Regions from separate parts of the Homo sapiens genome. Here region 1 is linked to region 2. A link is an interaction called in ENCODE POLR2A ChIA-PET data of the cell type or tissue named here. Cell type or tissue: HepG2. All regions are shown on one strand. Links, peaks and the distances in the headings refer to the core of each region. The heading gives the core; the rest is flanking DNA. Region 1 overlaps CCDC154 (coiled-coil domain containing 154). Region 2 overlaps BAIAP3 (BAI1 associated protein 3).

What was found. ChIA-PET counts read pairs that join two places held together with the same protein. Peaks named below come from ENCODE experiments on the same cell type or tissue, not always from the same donor. Only the 100,000 strongest peaks of a DNase experiment are listed, where the experiment ranks them.
Region 1: POLR2A ChIA-PET joins it to region 2 with 6 read pairs; 14 of 35 experiments call an interaction of 5 or more read pairs at or near these places.

Annotation. Positions count from the first base shown.
Region 1 is chr16:1,433,485-1,441,742 of GRCh38, reverse strand. CCDC154 (coiled-coil domain containing 154) reads left to right here. Exons shown (of 17, transcript NM_001143980.3): 7 at 2,617-2,718; 8 at 2,800-2,928; 9 at 3,006-3,124; 10 at 3,567-3,693; 11 at 3,789-3,926; 12 at 4,932-5,051; 13 at 5,222-5,298; 14 at 5,657-5,774; 15 at 6,568-6,654; 16 at 6,891-7,075; 17 at 7,209-7,360. The coding sequence ends at 7,335. PERCC1 (proline and glutamate rich with coiled coil 1) reads right to left here. Exons shown (of 2, transcript NM_001365310.2): 2 at 7,302-8,258. Among named protein-coding and RNA genes, the nearest start is that of PERCC1, 6.5 kb to the right of the region's middle. In HepG2, for the core only: a CTCF peak has its summit at 5,184; a DNase peak (open chromatin) is centred at 5,192; H3K4me3 peaks cover 1,532 bases; H3K27me3 peaks cover 1,305 bases.
Region 2 is chr16:1,338,890-1,347,147 of GRCh38, reverse strand. BAIAP3 (BAI1 associated protein 3) reads right to left here. Exons shown (of 34, transcript NM_001199097.2): 3 at 8,159-8,246; 4 at 7,904-7,984; 5 at 7,545-7,652; 6 at 6,167-6,226; 7 at 5,953-6,019; 8 at 5,659-5,854; 9 at 5,282-5,326; 10 at 5,085-5,162; 11 at 4,865-4,967; 12 at 4,514-4,621; 13 at 4,334-4,429; 14 at 4,132-4,235; 15 at 3,635-3,755; 16 at 3,002-3,126; 12 more. Among named protein-coding and RNA genes, the nearest start is that of TSR3, 8.9 kb to the left of the region's middle. RefSeq lists enhancers at 3,535-3,584, 4,491-5,039, 7,930-8,258 and a silencer at 3,775-4,234. In HepG2, for the core only: no CTCF peak of the experiment used is centred there; a DNase peak (open chromatin) is centred at 3,897; H3K4me3 peaks cover 908 bases; H3K27me3 peaks cover 876 bases.

The DNA.
Region 1 (8,258 bases), core at 2,826-6,825, 94 kb before region 2:
GCGCTCTTCGTCCCAGGAAGCTGCCTGTGTCCTGCCGCCTCCACCCCTCCCCACACAGCCAGCGCCTGCCCGGGTCCACAGATCGCAGCCCCGAAGCCCCTTCCACGGCCACTCTCGGGCTCCACCTTTCCCTGCACACAAAGCGGAGTTCACCTTCCTCGAGGACACGAGTTCCTAGAAGCCAGGGTCCCACCCACGGGGCTGGAGTGGCTCCCCCTCCTGCTGTGGCCTCAGCAGGGGCCTCCGCTGTGGGTGGGGAGGGAACGGGCAGCTGCACATTTCAGCAGCCCGGGTCTGAGCTCCACAAATAGAGACCGGGGACTGCAGCCAGCTCCCGTGCGCATCAGGCAGTACGCTGGGTGAGGGGCCAGGACTGCCGGGGCACCCAGCTGCCACCCACATAGCTCCACTGCCCGGAGCCGGCAGCCTCCCTCTCACTGCCCTTCAGGAAGTTACTGAGTGGCCGTGTGGAGCAGGCAGGGGTGCTGGGCTGAGGATTCCCAAGGTGCCAGGTGTGGGGGAGCTGCCGCTCATGAGGGCGTCTGCCTTTCCCTGAGTCCGGGTGTCTGAGTGCTCTCTAGGGCCAGAGGCAGCAAAGCCAGGCCGACACTCGTTTTTTGTTTTGAGACAGGGTATTGCCTGGTTGTTCAGGCTGGAGCGTGGTGGTGCCATCACAGCTCACTGCAGCCTCAACCCCCCAGGCTCAAGTGATCCTCTTGCCTTAGCCTTCCCAGTAGCTGTGACTGCGGGCGCATGCCACCATGCCTGGCTAATTTTTTTTTTTTTTTTTTTAAGACGGAGTCTCCCTCTGTTGCCTGGGCTGGAGTGCAGTGGCACGATCTCGGCTCACTACAAGCTCCGCCTCCCACGTTCACACCATTCTCCTGCCTCAGCTTCCCGAGTAGCTGGGACTACAGGCGCCCACCACCACGCCCGGCTAATTTTTTTGTATTTTTAGTAGAGATGGGGTTTCACTGTGTTAGCTAGGATGGTCTCGATCTCCTGACCTCGTGATCTGCCCATCTCGGCCTCCCAAAGTGCTGGGATTACAGGCGTGAGCCACTGCGCCCAGCCCGCCTGGCTAATTTTTTGATGTTTTGTAGAGACGGGGTCTCACTGTGTTGCCCAGGCCAGTCTCAAACTCCTGGGCTCAAGTGATCCTCCTGCCTCAGCCTCCCAAAAAGTTTTCTTTTCTTTTCTCTTTTCCTTTCTTTTCTTTTTTCTCTTCTCTTCTCTTCTCTTCTCTTTTCTGTTCTCTTCTCTTCTCTTCTCTTCCCTTCTCTTTTCTTTTCTGAGATGGAGTCTCGCTCTGTTGCCCAGGCTGGAGTGCAGTGGCGTGATCTCAGCTTACTACAAGCCCCACCTCCCGGGTTCACACCATTCTCCTACCTCAGCCTCCCAAGGAGCTGGGACTACAGGCACGCATCACCATGCCCAGCTAAATTTTTTGTATTTTTAGCAGAGACAGGATTTCACCGTGTTAGCCAGGATAGTCTTGATCTCCTGACCTCATGATCCGCCCACCTCGGCCTCCCAAAGTGTTGGGATTTCAGGCGTGAGCCACCTCGCCCGGCCATTTTTTTTTTTTTTTTTTTTTCTGACAGTCTCGCTCTGTCGCCCAGGCTGGAGTTACAGTGGCATGATCTCAGCTCACTGCAACCTCCATCTCCTGGGTTCAAGCGATTCTCCTGCCTCAGCCTCCAGAGTAGCTGGGATTACAGACAGCTGTCCATGTCTGGCTACTTTCTGTAGTTTTAGTAGAGACAGGGTTTCACCATGTTGGCCAGGCTGGTCTTGAACCTCTGACCTCAGGTGATCCACCAGCCTCGGCCTCCCAAAGTGGGAGTGAGTCATTGCGCCAGTCACTGCTTGTTTTTGTAAATAAAGTTTTATTGGCACACAGGAACATTTTTTACATGTTGTCAATGTCTACTGTGGGGGCTGTAACCGCCATGCTGAGAGGGTTACAACAGAGATCCCATGAGGTGGGAACATGTACCATCTGGCTTTTTACAGAAAAATATCTACTCTAAGGTGACCTCCTGGGGGGCAGGAGGCCAGCAGGGGCTTGGGTGGAGGGGAAGTTTCCCGGGAGGCGCCTCTCCGTGGCTGATGAAGGGCCTGTGCCGCCTGCCTACCCTTTGCGTGTATGAGATGCAGGGATGGGGCCGGCTGCGCCTCCCCCCTCCCCTCCCCTTCAGGGCGGCAGGAAAGCAGCTGTTGGTGTGGAGACAAGGCCCCAAGGCTCTGCCCAGCCCACCTGGCTCCCCGTGCATGGGGACACCTGCACGACACTCCTGCTTCCCTGCCGGGCCTGGTGGCGGCTGGGGGGCCTTCCCTGGGCAGCCTCGGTGGTGGGTGCCAAGTGTGTCTGGACCCCACCTGAGCGTGGCCTTCTCATGCTTCACAAACCCATGCCTGGTTGGTCGTCTGGGTACAGAGTGGTCCTGCCCGCCGTGGCTTTCTTCCGGCTGAGGGTGTGGCAGGCCCAGCTCAGCCGGGCTCAGGGCTTGGGGACAGCAGGGGACTCCAACTCTGATGGAGACCATGGGCAGGAGGGGGACCGGCTGCGTGTCCAGCAGAGGCTGCACACGGGACAATGTGCCTCCGCCCCAGGCCCAGGTGACCAAGCTCGGCGAAGAGGTGAGCCTGCGCTTCCTGAAGAGGGAGGCCAAGCTGTGCGGCTTCCTGCAGAAGAGCTTCCTGGCCCTGGAGAAGGTGGGAGCCTGCCCGCGGCTGGCCTGCCCTGCCCCCCTTCCCAGACGCAGACCTGCAGCTGACAGTGGGGTCTCCCCACAGAGAATGAAGGCCTCGGAGAGCTCACGGCTGAAGCTGGAGGGCAGCCTGCGGGGCGAGCTGGAGAGCCGGTGGGAGAAGCTTCGGGGGCTGATGGAGGAGCGCCTGCGGGCCCTGCAGGGGCAGCATGAGGTGGGGCCGGGCGGGCGGCGGGCAGGTGGGGCCGGGGCCGGGGTGCAGGTCTCAGGGCGGCCTCCACCCCCTGGCAGGAGAGCCACCTCCTGGAGCAGTGCCAGGGCCTGGATGCTGCCGTGGCCCAGCTGACCAAGTTTGTGCAGCAGAACCAGGCGTCGCTGAACCGTGTCCTACTGGCCGAGGAGAAAGCCTGGTGGGTGTCCTGGGGCCTCAGGTGCTGTCAGGCGGGGGGACCCCTGATGTCCCACTCAGGAGGGGGCCGCAGTGGCCGACTCAGCAGGGAATGACCTTGCCTCCCCCGAGCAGAGTGCTCGACCCCGAGGGCTGCAGCTGGATGGTGCGAACCCTCCTCCCTCCTGTGGGGCCTCCTGTCCCTCACCCAGCCTGCCCTCCCTGGGGCACTCAGCTGTGGCCATGGGGAGGGAACCCCTGTCTTGGTGGCCGTGGGGAGTGAACGCCCATCTTGGTGGCCATGGGGAGTGAACCCGTGTTGGTGGCACTGTGACCGCACCCCATCTTCCGATCCCAGGGTCTCCTGGGAGGTTCTGGAGCCAGCAGCCAAGCTCCCCTCCCTGGCCCAGGGCTGAGAGGTGGGCAGGCTCCACTGAGGGTGTCTATGTGTCCCCAACCCCTAGGGACGCCAAGGGGCGCTTGGAGGAAAGCCGGGCTGGGGAGCTGGCCGCCTATGTGCAGGAGAACCTGGAGGCCGCACAGCTGGCTGGCGAGCTGGCCCGGCAGGAGATGCATGGAGAGCTGGTGCTGGTGAGGGGGTAGCGCAACATGTCCCCAACGGGGTCTCCCACGCACACGGGATGGGCGCTCAGCCAGGCCTCCCCGTGCCCACCTGTCCCCTGCAGCTCCGAGAGAAGAGCCGGGCTCTGGAGGCATCCGTGGCGCAGCTGGCCGGGCAGTTAAAGGAGCTGAGTGGCCATCTCCCGGCTCTGAGCAGCCGGCTCGATCTGCAGGAGCAGATGCTGGGCCTCAGGCTGTCCGAGGTGCGCCAGGCAGCGGGCGGGGGCAGGCGGGGCTATGGGGAGTCCCCACCCCTCCAGCTCTCAGCCCACCACTGCCCCCAGGGTAGAGGCCTGACAGGCCGGTCCCAAGCCTCCCGTCCCACCCAGCGACTGTCCCCAGGGCCTGGGAGACCCCGAGCCCCAGAGACTCCTGTGTGGGGCAGGACAGCCGCTGAGCAGCCTCGGCCCAGCATCTGCAGCCCGTGAGGCCCGAGCTGGAGCCTCGGCCCACGGCCCGGCCATGCGGGCAGCTCACGGCGGGGCAGACAAGCGGCCTCCACCCCTCGTGCTCTTGTTCACTGTGTAACAGCTCTGTTGAGATGGATTCACTCCCCACACGGTTCACCCGTGAACGTGCACAGTTCCGTGTGTCTATTCACAGTTTCAGAGCATTCATCCTTCAGGAAGAACCTCAGCCCCATCCGCACTCATTCCCATCCCCACTTCCCCTGGCGACCGCTGGGCCCCTCCCTGTCTCGGGGGCTGCCTGTTCTGGACGTTTCCAGGAAACAGAGCCACGCACGGTGCGGCCGCTGTGGCGGTGACACCCACGGGCATCCCGTTTCCCGCTCCTCGGGGCCTCGTGCGCAGAGCTTCACCCCTTCCACCGCGGCGTAACGTGCATTGCGTAGGCGCCGCCCCCCGGTTCCCGCTCATCCACCGACACGCGAGCGCGGCTGCAAACGTGGGCGACACCCTGCGTTTCGGGGCTGGGTCCCACCGGGGCCTGCCCTGCCTCCCTCGGGCACCTGTGTGGTCGGAACAGCCCCCACGGGCCCTCGGCTGCCCAGGCCCTGCCTTGGCATGTGTGTCTCCAGAGCGTGCCCGGCCAGGCCATCCCAGCCGCCTGCAGGCCTGTGCACAAATGTCTCAGAGCTGGAAGTGGGGGTGGGGGCCGCCTGCTCCCCAGAGCTCCCCGTGTCCGTCTTTCCATCTGTCTGTCCCCCCTCTCTTGGCTTTGTCCCTCACTGGGCATCTGTACCCCAGGCAAAGACCGAATGGGAAGGTGCAGAGAGGAAGTCCCTGGAGGACCTGGCCAGGTGGCGGAAGGAGGTGACCGAACACCTGCGAGGGGTGCGGGAGAAGGTGGATGGCCTCCCCCAGCAGGTGGGCGAAGGCACAGCCAGCCTTGGTGTACTTGGGCCTTGGAGGTGGCGTGGGACCCTTCTCCCTGCACCTTGTCCTCTCCCCTCCTCCCTCTCCCTGTGTGGGTCGAGGCCAAGGCTGGTCCTAGATGGCGCCCTGGGGCTGCCCGCCGCTCCCGGCTCTGTGTTCAGATAGAGAGTGTCTCCGACAAGTGCCTGCTTCATAAGAGCGACTCAGACCTCAGGATTTCCGCCGAAGGCAAGGCCAGGTACAGCCTCCAGGCCCTGGGAGAGGGGCAGGGGCTCTGCTGACCGTTACTGGGCTGGGCCGGTCCCCACGCTACTCTCCACAATCCCCTGGTATCGTGACAGACCTGTTCCCCCTGAGCCCGGGCCTGGCCCAGCACCGGGCTCACCCTGCCACCCTGGTGCAGCCTCTGAGGCGCCTCCAGCCCCTCCCTCTACCCCCCGTTGGGGACCCCCACCTTCCCCACTGGAGGGGTGACAGGGCTGAGCCCCCTCGAGCCTCCTTAACCCTGTGGTGGCTGTGGGAGTGGCCTTTGTCCCCGGTCCTGGCCCTACCCCCGAGCACACCCGACAGCCAGCCTCGGCCTCTGGTGCCCATAGGGAGTTCAAGGTTGGGGCCCTGCGGCAGGAGCTGGCCACGCTACTATCATCCGTGCAGCTGCTAAAGGAAGACAACCCTGGGCGGAAGATCGCGGAGATGCAGGGCAAGCTGGCCACGGTAGTCCTGGGGCTGCCCGCACCCAGCTGGGAGAGAGGGGGAGCCATCAGGTTCAGACGGGGCAGCCGTGCGGAGAGGCAGGACCCCCAGCCTACGGGGCATTTTCCAGCCAGCAGGAGACGCTCAGAAAACCACCTGTCGGAGGCCAGGCGGGGTGGCTTACACCCATAATTCCAGCACTTTGGGAGGCCGAGGCGGGTGGATCACCTGAGGTCAGGAGTTTGAGACCCGCCTGACCAACATGGAGAAACCCTGTCTCTACTAAAAATACAAAAATTAGCCAGGCATGGTGGCGCATGCCTGTAGTCCCAGTTACTCGGGAGGCTGAGGCAGGAGAATCACTCGAACCTGGAAGGTGGAGGTTGCGGTGAGCCAAGATCGCGCCATTGCATTCTAACCTGGGCAACAAGAGTGAAACTCCATCTCAAACAAAACAAAACAAAACAAAAACAAAAACAAAAACAGCTGTCCCTGGGCCACCCCAGCTTGTCTCAGCCTCTGGCAGTTCTAAGTGGAGGCACCTGCCTGGAGCCCCCACACCGGGGTGCCGTCCGCAGCCACGAGGGCCGGAACAACCCTGAGCCCTGGCCAGGTCCCCGCAGGGCCACTCTCAGGCTGCCGCTTCCTCAGCGGAGCTTGTCCTGGGCCCTGCAGTGGGGACGAGGACCAGCATTTCAGCAGGTGGCCCCTGCCCAAGCTGTAAGCACTCAACAGTGGATATCGGGGTGCCTGTGGGGACAGCAGGATGCCAGCAGACTGGCCCTGTCTGTGCCCAAATGGGGGCCATGTTTAGTTTCAGAACCAAATAATGAAGCTGGAAAACTGCGTCCAGGCCAACAAGACCATCCAGAACCTCAGGTTCAACACTGAGGCCCGGCTGGTGAGGAGGCCTTGCCCGGCCGGCACCGCCCAGCTCCCACCCGCTCCCTCAGCCCTGCCGCCTCCCCGCCTGCCCTGCTGCAGGCGCCAGTGTCTGTCTGTCCAAGTGTCTGGCCATGGGCAGGGTTTCCCTGAAGATAAATGGCTTCCAGGCTCCCGGTGGGAGATAAGCCCCCGTTTGCCATCCCCTGCCCGGAGGTCTGGCTCCTGGGTGACACCAGCATCCCCGTCCCACAGCGCACGCAGGAGATGGCCACCCTGTGGGAGAGTGTGCTCCGGCTGTGGAGTGAGGAGGGCCCGCGGACGCCGCTGGGCAGCTGGAAGGCGCTCCCATCCCTGGTGAGGCCGCGGGTCTTCATCAAGGACATGGCGCCTGGCAAGGTGGTGCCCATGAACTGCTGGGGCGTGTACCAGGCTGTGAGGTGGGCAGCAGGGATCCCGGCGCGGCCTCCTGGGCCTTTGGGCCGGGGTTCAGGGCTGGGGGCCCACAGGCAGCAGGTGGGCCATGGGGGGTGGGGCGGGGGTGCAGGGGCCATGTGCCGCATCTCTGGACAGGTGGCTGCGCTGGAAGGCGTCCCTCATAAAGCTCAGGGCCCTGCGGAGGCCAGGAGGGGTCCTGGAGAAGCCCCACAGCCAGGAGCAGGTGCAGCAGCTCACACCCTCACTGTTTATCCAGAAATAAACGTGCTGGCTTTGTACTCATTAGAGCTGAGGTTCCCTGATGTGTGCTGGGAGACAGCCTACCCAGGGCCTGTGGGGCTGAGCGGGGTGGCGAGGTCCCTGGCAGCGGGGGTGCCCAAGCTTGGAGGGACCCAGTCTCTTGACCCCCATGACTCTTCCTGTCCTGCCCAAACCCAGCCCGGCTTCAGGCTGTTGCTTTCCATGGCACTTTAGCAGCCTCTCTCCTTCCCTGCCAGGCCCCCTAGGGCTGCCAGAGCCCCCCGGGGTGGAAGGGGCTTGGCTAGGGCCTGCGCAGAAGCACCTAGGCCTGCCCCCGCCAGGACCCGCTGTGAGCTGCCCCTGCCCGGGTTGTGAGGAGGACCCGGGGAAGCCCCCTGGACTCGGGCTCCCTGGCTCTGCCTCAGAGCCCCTCCAGCCCAGCAGCCCTGCAGTGGAAGAGCCTTCCGGCATCTGGGGAGGAGACGGCCCTTGTTTGCTCTCTCGGTCGGGCAGTGGGCCCCTCTTCCTGCCTCTCCAAGAAAGCCCTCGCTCATCCCGCGGTCGCCGGCCCTGCCGTCTGCTGCCGGGGGCTCAGGGGAGGGGCCACAGGTTCCGGGCCGCTTAGTCCTAGGGGTTCGGTGGGATGGGCAGGCAGTGGGAGGGCTGGCTCGGGGGGCTCTGTCCTCCACCGCCCCTTGCTGCTCACCTGGAATCTCTGGGGCTGGGCCCTCAGCCTCACCTGGGGGCCCTGGTGGGTGGAGCCCCTTGAGCTCAAGCCTCCCTTTTCTGTGGGCAGGGCTCTGGGGGCCCCTGTGCCCCTCCAGGGGCTCTGCTGGGGCTGAAGGCCAGGGCATGGCCAGGTCTGGGCACCACCCTTGCTGCTCCCACTGCAGCCCAGCCCTGGTGACCTCTGGGTTTGCCCTGTGGTGGCCGCGAGGGACGGAG
Region 2 (8,258 bases), core at 1,830-5,829:
TCCCAGGAAGCGTGGGGAAAGGCCATCACCAGAGGCCACACCTCGGCATTAACGGGAGGAGGCGCTGTGGACAGCCCTGGAGTGGCTGCTCTCCAGCCACAGGAGACCAGGCAGGCCAGTGGGGACAAAGGGAGGGATCAGAGCAGCCCTGAGGCGGGGGCCGGCGGGGAGGACTCCTTCACAGAGCTCTACCTCCAGCGTGAAATGGAAGCGGCTGTAGAAATCAGCAGAGACGTCACGGTTTGCACCCAGCGCCTGCAGAATGGCCTGGAGGAGTAGCTCCCACAGGGCCTCCAGCACCCTGCAGGGCAGCATCAGTGACCACGGGCCAGCCCCACCTGCCCCGCTGGCCCCACCTGCAGAATGGCCTGGAGGAGTAGCTCCCACAGGGCCTCCGGCACCCTGCAGGGCGGCCTCAGTGACCACGGGCCAGCCCAGCCCATCCCACCCCACCCGCCCGCACCTGCTCAGGTTCCCCTTCACCAGCGAGGCGTTCAGCAGGGCCAGCTTCTCATCCAGGTACTTCATGAGCGGGGCCACGGCCTGCGGGCAGGGGTGGTCAGGCCAGGCTTACCCCGCACCTCTGCCCTACCCCCAGTACACACAGTCCTCCACGGCCCCTCGCCCCGGCACTCACCTCATCGTTCTGGATGGAGTCAGGCGAGAGACTGATGTGCTGTACATACTTGCGGATGTCGCCCACCATCTGAGGGCAGGAGCAGTGCTCAGCACGGGCAGGGGGCACCAGGGACTGCCTCCACGCCTTGGTCTCCAGGCCCCACCCACCTTAGAGGTCAGGTGCGCTGTCACCGTGTGGGCCTCCCGTTGCAGATCATCGTCCAGGGCCTGTGTGCAGCTGAGCAGAGGGCGGGGGAGCACCCCCTCGGGCCCCGTGGCCCCCTCTGGCCATGCCAGGCCCTTCAAGGCCTGCCCAGCAGCCTTGCGCACGAGCTCCACATTGTTGAGGACCACGCAGAGCTGGAGGAGGTGTGGCCAGGCAACGATGGGTCCGGGGCCTGGTGATGGCCCCCCACCTCCTGCCGGCTCCCCTCCCCAGCTGGTCACTCACCGCCTCGCTCACTGCTTCACCGGCCGCCCCTGGCTGAGTGTCCACCTTCTTCCGAAGCAGCTCCGTATAGAAGAGGGTGGCCTCACACACGTCCTGAGGAGGGGATGGCGGTGGGGAGCCATGGAGCCCTCCCCTGCCCCATCTCCTCTCCCACCCGTTCCCCTCACCCCCAGGGCCCACCCACACACCTGGCCAAGCTGGGTGCCCAGCCCCTGAGCCTGGGCAGGGTCAGGCCACGCCAGGCGCACCCACAACTCCTGGATGTGGCTGAGGCAGAGACCAGCAGTGGCTGCGGAGCTGCTGTGCCTGGAGGAGGCGTCCACGGGCTCCAGCTAGGGAGGCAGGGGAGGCTGGGTTTGCTGGGGAGGCAGGGGAGGCTGGGGAGGTGGGGGAGGCGGGGGTTGTGGGGGAGGCTGGGGTTGCGGAGGAGGCCGGGGAGGCTGGGGTTGTGGGGGAGGCTGGGGTTGCTGAGGAGGCTGGGGTTGCGGGGGAGGCTGGGGTTGCTGAGGAGGCTGGGGTTGCTGGGGAGGCTGGGGTTGCTGGGGAGGCTGGGGTTGCGGAGGAGGCCGGGGAGGCTGGGGTTGAGGGGGAGGCTGGGGAGGCGGAGGAGGCTGGGGGTTGCTGGGGAGGCTGGGGTTGCTGGGGAGGCGGGGGAGGCTGGGGGCCTGGACCAGCCCCAGTGTCCTCAGGCCAGGGCAGCTGTCACCGTGTCCATGTCCACGGCTCCCTGAAGCCTCCACTTGGCCTGGTCCCTCAGCACTTGGAACCAGAGCTTCACAGCAGGCAGGAAGGGGGCGTGGATGCCAGCCAGGGCCAGAGAGCGGCTGTCCCTGTGGTGGGAGGGTTGTGAGGGCTCGGCCCTGACTCAGACACCTTAACCAGCACGTTCCAGGCTCACAGCTCCAGGACCGTCCCCCTCACAGGTCCTGGGGCCCTGGTCCCAAAGTCTGTCTGCAAGAGATAGGGACGGGGCACCCACCGGCCAGGGATGCTATCCCAGAAGCGCTGGAGGTCAGCCAGGGTCAGGTAGAGCTCAAAGAGCCCCGAGGCCACCTCCAGGGTCATCTTGGGGCTCAGCTCCTCCGTCAGCACCCACGCCTCCTCAGCCACCTGTCCGGGACAGCAGGATCAGGCCTCCAGCAGCAAGGAATCCCAGGACCGTCCTAGCCAAGGGCATCTGCCCACTTCCCCATGCCTGGCAGGCACCCGGGGTCAGGGACCCTCCTCACCAGACGCTCCAGCTGCCGGAAGGTCAGGGTGAAGACGTCCACATTGAGGATGCTGCAGAGCAAGGGACACACCTCATCCACCTGCGCCCCACCTGCAGGCCCTGTTGGCTCCGACCCCAGCCCCAGGACAGCACTGAGGGGCCAGGCCCACCTGTGGAAGAGGCTGGCGTACACACTGTAGCAGAACTGAAGGTCATCATAGACGGCGTCAGCCAGCACAACCAGCCCAGGCAGGCGCTGTGGTCCTGGCTGCAAGGAAGCCTAGCTCGTACCCACCTCTCGGCTGCCCGTACCCCTCATGGCCAGGGTCCCCCACAACTGCACCTGCTCTCGGGGACTCTTGTCATTCAGGATCCTGTCGTACCACTCACGGTTGCCTCTCTGCAACAGACACCACCAAGACAGCATGGTGGATTGCAGGGAAGAGGAAGAGGTGGGCAAGAGACCGTGGTGCAGAGGTGCAGGGGACGGGAAGGCAGGGAAGGGGAAGGGAGGGCTTAGCAGCCGGCCTCCACTGGGCTTTGGAACACACCTTCAGGGCCGCAGCAATGTCCATGTTCAGCTCCGACTCGAAGGGGCAGATCTCAAAGGAGGGTTGGAAGAGCTGCAGCTTGCCCAGACACCTGGGTGGGGGCAGCACGCTGACGTGGGGCCTGCCCTGCCAGCCGCCCCCACCCACGCTGACACGCGGCGCTGCACCCACTTCAGCAGCAGCTCCAGGCGGTGGACAGCGGTGCTGTTGGTGGCAGGGAAGTAGTCTCGGAGCTGGCGCAGCAGCTGCAGCCCGAACTCAGAGAAGGCGGAAAGGCTATCAGCCAGGCTCTCCTCCTGTGGGGACAGGGCCCTTCAGTGCCAGCAGCCCCGACCGGCCACTGATGAGGAGAAACATCCTCCCTGCCTTGGCCCGCAACACCCTTCCCCGGGCATGGTCAGCCCAGCTCTGCTCTGAGCAGCACCCTCCACAGGCCCAGTCGGCCTGTCCCAGACGGCCTGTCCCAGCCTCGGTTTCCACCCACGCAGCTCACGTAGGGCCTGTGCCCCTGCAGTTCCCACGTCCGTCCTGCCAGGGCCGCTCCCTCCTGTCGCTCAGATGGGCGCCACCTTGGCGGCTTTCCCCAGCCCTGTCCTAAGTCCTGGCCGCCCCCCGAGGTGACTCCCACGAGTCTCCCGTCTCCTTTCTGCAGAGCGCTGGCTCTCGCCCACGTCATACAGTTTGTCCATTTGTCTTTGACCCCCACGCGGGCAGGACTCTGCCCCTCGCCGACCGGCACTGAGCGACCCCAGTCCCCAGCACTCCCTTCGCCATGGCTGGCAAGAAGGTCCCGGCTGCACCCACCTGCTCCTGGGGCAGTGAAGGAGCCTCTTCCCAGTGTGCCTGCATGTCCTCCAGCAGCCCCAGCAGGTAGCTGTAGTCCAGCGTGCAGGTTTGATGGTGGCGGCTGCTGACCTGCCAGTGCCTGTGGGGCCCGGCCCATGGTCAAAGGGTATGAACCCCGCCCCTGCCATGCCCACTCAGCACCGCCTACAGCACTACCCCTTTCTCTGCCCCACCCAATCAGCACTGCCGCGCCTACTCATAGCACTGCCCCTTTCCCTGCCCTCCAATTAGCGCTGCCGTACCTACTCATGGCACCGCCCCTTTCGCTGCCTCACCTACCCGTAGCACCGCCCCCTTCCCTTCCCGCCCAATCAGCGCAGCCCCACCTACTCAGCACCGCCCCTTTCCCTGCCCCACCCTCCCAGCCACGACATCCACTCACCGCATGGCCCCCGATGCCCCACTCGCTCACGCCCGCCCACATTCCCCGCCCACTCGTAGCTCCACCCACTCACAGCACGGCCAGCTGCAAGGGTGACAGGTTGCTCTGGGCTCCGTGCAGGCAGAGGATGGTGGCGGCTGGTGTGCTGAGCTCTCCTCGCCAGCTGCTGGAGTTGGGCTGGGGGAGGAGGTCTGTCGTGGGTGGAGGCGGGACAGCCCCACATCCCCTCCTCAGGCCCCCTGCCGGGCTGTTCCAATCCTAGGCGCACCCACTACCTCCTCTGCTGAGTGCTCCAACCGCAGCAGATGGCTGAGCAGCAGCAGGTGGGACAGGAAGCCGGATCGCCCGCGCTGGCTCATGGCCGTATCCCTCTGCAACGCAGAGCCCACCCAGTCACCAGCTCTGCCCCCGCCCCAAGGACGGGGGTGGAGGACGGGGACGCCCACTTTCCCCACCTGCGTAGTGATCAGCTTGAGAACCAGGTGGCAGTGTCCCTGCACACGCGAGGCACTGGAGCGTGGCTCCAGCTTGAACCAGCGGTCGACGCCAGCCACAGGCACCTCCTGGGGGTAGCATGGGGGTCAGGCCCACCAGACTCCTCCCCCTCCCCTTCCACACTGACTCTGTGAGACCCTGGAGAGACCACATGGCCTGGGCTTCCCTTCTCCGGGGAATGAGGGTGACAAGCGCACTCAGTGGAGGCCCAAAAGCAGGAGCTTCTCCAGGCAGTGCCCTGCCCCTTGAAGGCTGGGACACTCCCCAGGCCCTTCTCTAAGTGTCACCAGCCCCACCCCACACCCACTCACCCGGACAGGTATGTTGAGGCACCCCAGGAAGTCATCGGTGTGGTCCTCGGTGGGTCCTGCTGTCCCGTTTGCGCGGGCTGACTTGACGATCTGTTTGAAGTACCTGGCCACCACAGGTGGTGAGCATCACGCTGATGGCTCCTGGGGAGCCACTGCCCGCCGGGCCCCATGACCAAGCTGAGGGCACGGGTGATGGGTAGAAAGGTCCCAGCAGTCATACCTGCCCATGCCCTTCAGGCCGATGACTTCATTCAGCTTCCTGCACGCTTCTACCAGGGATACATCGTCGTCATGATCCCTGGTGGGGACAGGGGAGGACCTGGCTTGTCTGGAGCCCGCAGCCGGGCCCTGAGTCCGTCCTGCTCCCCCGCAAAAGGTGTGCATCCCCGCCGCCCTGCATGGCGCAGGGGCCTGTACCAGATGTCCAGGTGCAGCTGGTCCGTGCTCACATCCTCAATCTCGCTACAAGGAGAACAGAGATGCCCATGAGGGTCCCCGGCGAGGCTCTGCCCAGGCCGGGGTCAGGGAGTCCAGAAGCAGCAGGGACCAGGCCACAAGCACCCGCTCTCCAGACAGGCTGTTCAGGTCCAAATCCTGATCCCGCCAGGTGTTGCCAGCCGTGTGGCCCCGGTGGCACAACGCCCATCTCTGGGCCTCAGTTTTCTCCTCTGGAAAGTGGGCACACGGCCCCAAAGAGACCGGGAGCTGCTGCGAGCCACCACCCTCCAGGCACAGCCCAGCTCTGGACCCCAGGCAGAGCCCCCCTCCCGCACCCAGACGGGCGAGGGCCTCACAAGAGGAAGTGCTCCTTCCAGACGGGGTTCAGGGTGCTGCTCTTCACCTCGGTGACCTGGATGCACTTGGCAGGCAGGGGTCCACCGCGCTTGCTGCCCTTGCGGAAGCCGAAGCGCTGCTCCTTCTGTGCACGGGGCTCCCGCGTGGCGTCCGAGGCAGGCAGGATGCCCAGCATGCAGTATGGGTCGCTGAAGCCTGGGCACGGCAGGCGTCTCAGCCCTGGCCCCACGCCCTCTGGCCCTCCATGGCCGCCAGGCCTCGGCGCAGCCGAGGTCTGCTGGGTCCCCACTCACCGTTGGGGTCCTTGGCCAGAAGGTTCTTGGCACGCATGACAGAGACTTTCAGGGCATACGTGGGGGCCTGTGGACAGAGGGGCGTGGGGGGCCTGGTGAGGCTGAGCTGCCCCCCAGATGCCCTACTTAGCATGGAGGTGACAGGGCCTTGCCCCGTGCCCCCGCCACGCAGGCACGTGCTGGTCAGTGCCTGCCCAGGCAGTGGCGGCCTCACCTTGGCCTTCCTCACTCGCTCGATGGCCTCAGTGTGCTCCTCAAGGCTGGTGCCAAACACCTGTGGAGGGTGGCTGGGTTGGCAGGGCCTAGGCAACCCCTGAAGCGAGGCTGGCCACTGTGCTGGGACCTCGGGCTCAGCCCGTCACAGACACCCAACCTCAGTCCTCACGGGTGCAGGGTTGGGGGAAGCCTGGGAGGCAGCGGCAGAGGGTTTGTGCCAAGGGGCCTGGGCATGCCCAGAGATGGTGGGTGTGATGAGGGCCACGCAAGTGCATGCGTGGGAATGGGGGCCACGGGAGGACAGGGGAGTTCAGAGCACATGCAGGTGGAAGCCGGGAGCGTCCTTCGAGGTGCGTCTGTCAGCCTATGTGCATGTATGTGTGTGTGTCTGTGTAGACATGCAGCCTGTGTGTGTCTGTGTGCACCTGCAGCCTGTGTGTGTGTGTGCGTGTCTGTGTGCACCTGCAGCCTGTGTGCGTGTGTCTGTGTACACCTGCAGCCTGTGTGCGTGTGCATCTGTGTGCACCTGCAACCTGTGTGCATGTCTGTGTACACCTGCAGCCTATGTGCGTGCATCTGTGTGCACCTGCAACCTGTGTGCGTGTCTGTGTGCACCTGCAGCCTGTGTGCGTGTGTCTGTGTGCACCTGCAGCCTGTGTGCCTGGGCATCTGTGCGCACCTGCAGCCTGTGTGTGTGTCTGTGTGCACCTGCAGCCTGTGTGCGTATGCGTCTGTGTGCACCTGCAACCTGTGTGTGTGTCTGTGTGCACCTGCAGCCTGTGTGCGTGTGTCTGTGTGCACCTGCAGCCTGTGTGCGTGTGTCTGTGTGCACCTGCAGCCTGTGTGCCTGTGCATCTGTGTGCACCTGCAGCCTGTGTGCCTGTGTCTGTGTGCACCTGCAGCCTGTGTGTGTGCGTGTCTGTGTGCACCTACAGCCTGTGTGCGTGTGTCTGTGTGCACCTGCAGCCTGTGTGCGTGTGCATCTGTATGCACCTGCAGCCTGTGTGTGTGCGTGCGTCTGTGTGCACCTGCAGCCTGTGTGCGTGTCTGTGTGCACCTGCAGCCTGTGTGCGTGTCTGTGTGCACCTGCAGCCTGTGTGCGTGTGTCTGTGTGCACCTGCAGCCTGTGTGCGTGTGTCTGTGTGCACCTGCAGCCTGTGTGTGTGTCTGTGTGCACCTGCAGCCTGTGTGCGTGTGTCTGTGTGCACCTGCAGCCTGTGTGCGTGTGTGTGTGTGCACCTGCAGCCGTCTCTGTGTGCTGTGCACGGATCGGGGAGATTCTGCATACTGTTTGGGTGATGATGGTGTCAGTGGGTGGGGAAGGGGTTGAGGTGGGGAAGCTGTCAGGGTCTGGGTCGGGGTCAGGGTGGGCTGACCTGCTGGAGATAGCTGAGCAGGGCCTCCTCGTCGTCCACCTGGTCAGGGCCCATGGTACCCGCGCGGTAAAGCACCGTGTACAGGGCCTCCTCGTAGAGCATCTCCACCTGCAGGTGGGGGAAGGGCGGCCACAGTGCCGCGTCCCAGGCCCCCAGCCCTCAGCAGCACCTCCTGTCTGCCTGAGCCCAGGCCCCACCTCTGCCTCTTTGCACCAGGAGCCCCTCCGCTCCTCACTCACCCACCCACTCACCCTGGCTCTCTGCCATCACCAGACCCTGTGCACACAGTAGGTGCCTCTAAACGGCTGAGGGAGCAGCCGCTGCAGACGACTGCCCCTGGTTCCGACCCCCACCTTTACCTCCTCTGGGGCCAGGGCTCTCAGGCCGAGGCTGGGATCCACAGGCTCCGGGGGTGCTGGCGAGCCACTGCGCAGGGGGACCTGTGTGTGGGGCCCAGGGTGAGGGCTCTGACGGCAGGGAGAGCCCCAGGCCTGCAGCAGGGAAGACAGGTGGTGCCCCAGGAGGTGGGAGCGAGGGCAGGAGGGAGCGGGGAGGAGCAAAGGGGGAGCCCCATGCTGGGCTGTGGTATCGGGCCCTGGGGGTGGCACCCTTACCTCGAGGCACGGCAAGCCCTGTCTGCCTTCCCCCTTCTTCAGCATGAGGCGCATGTGGGCAAAGAACTCCACGCCATCCCCGGGTTTCCTGGAGAAAGAG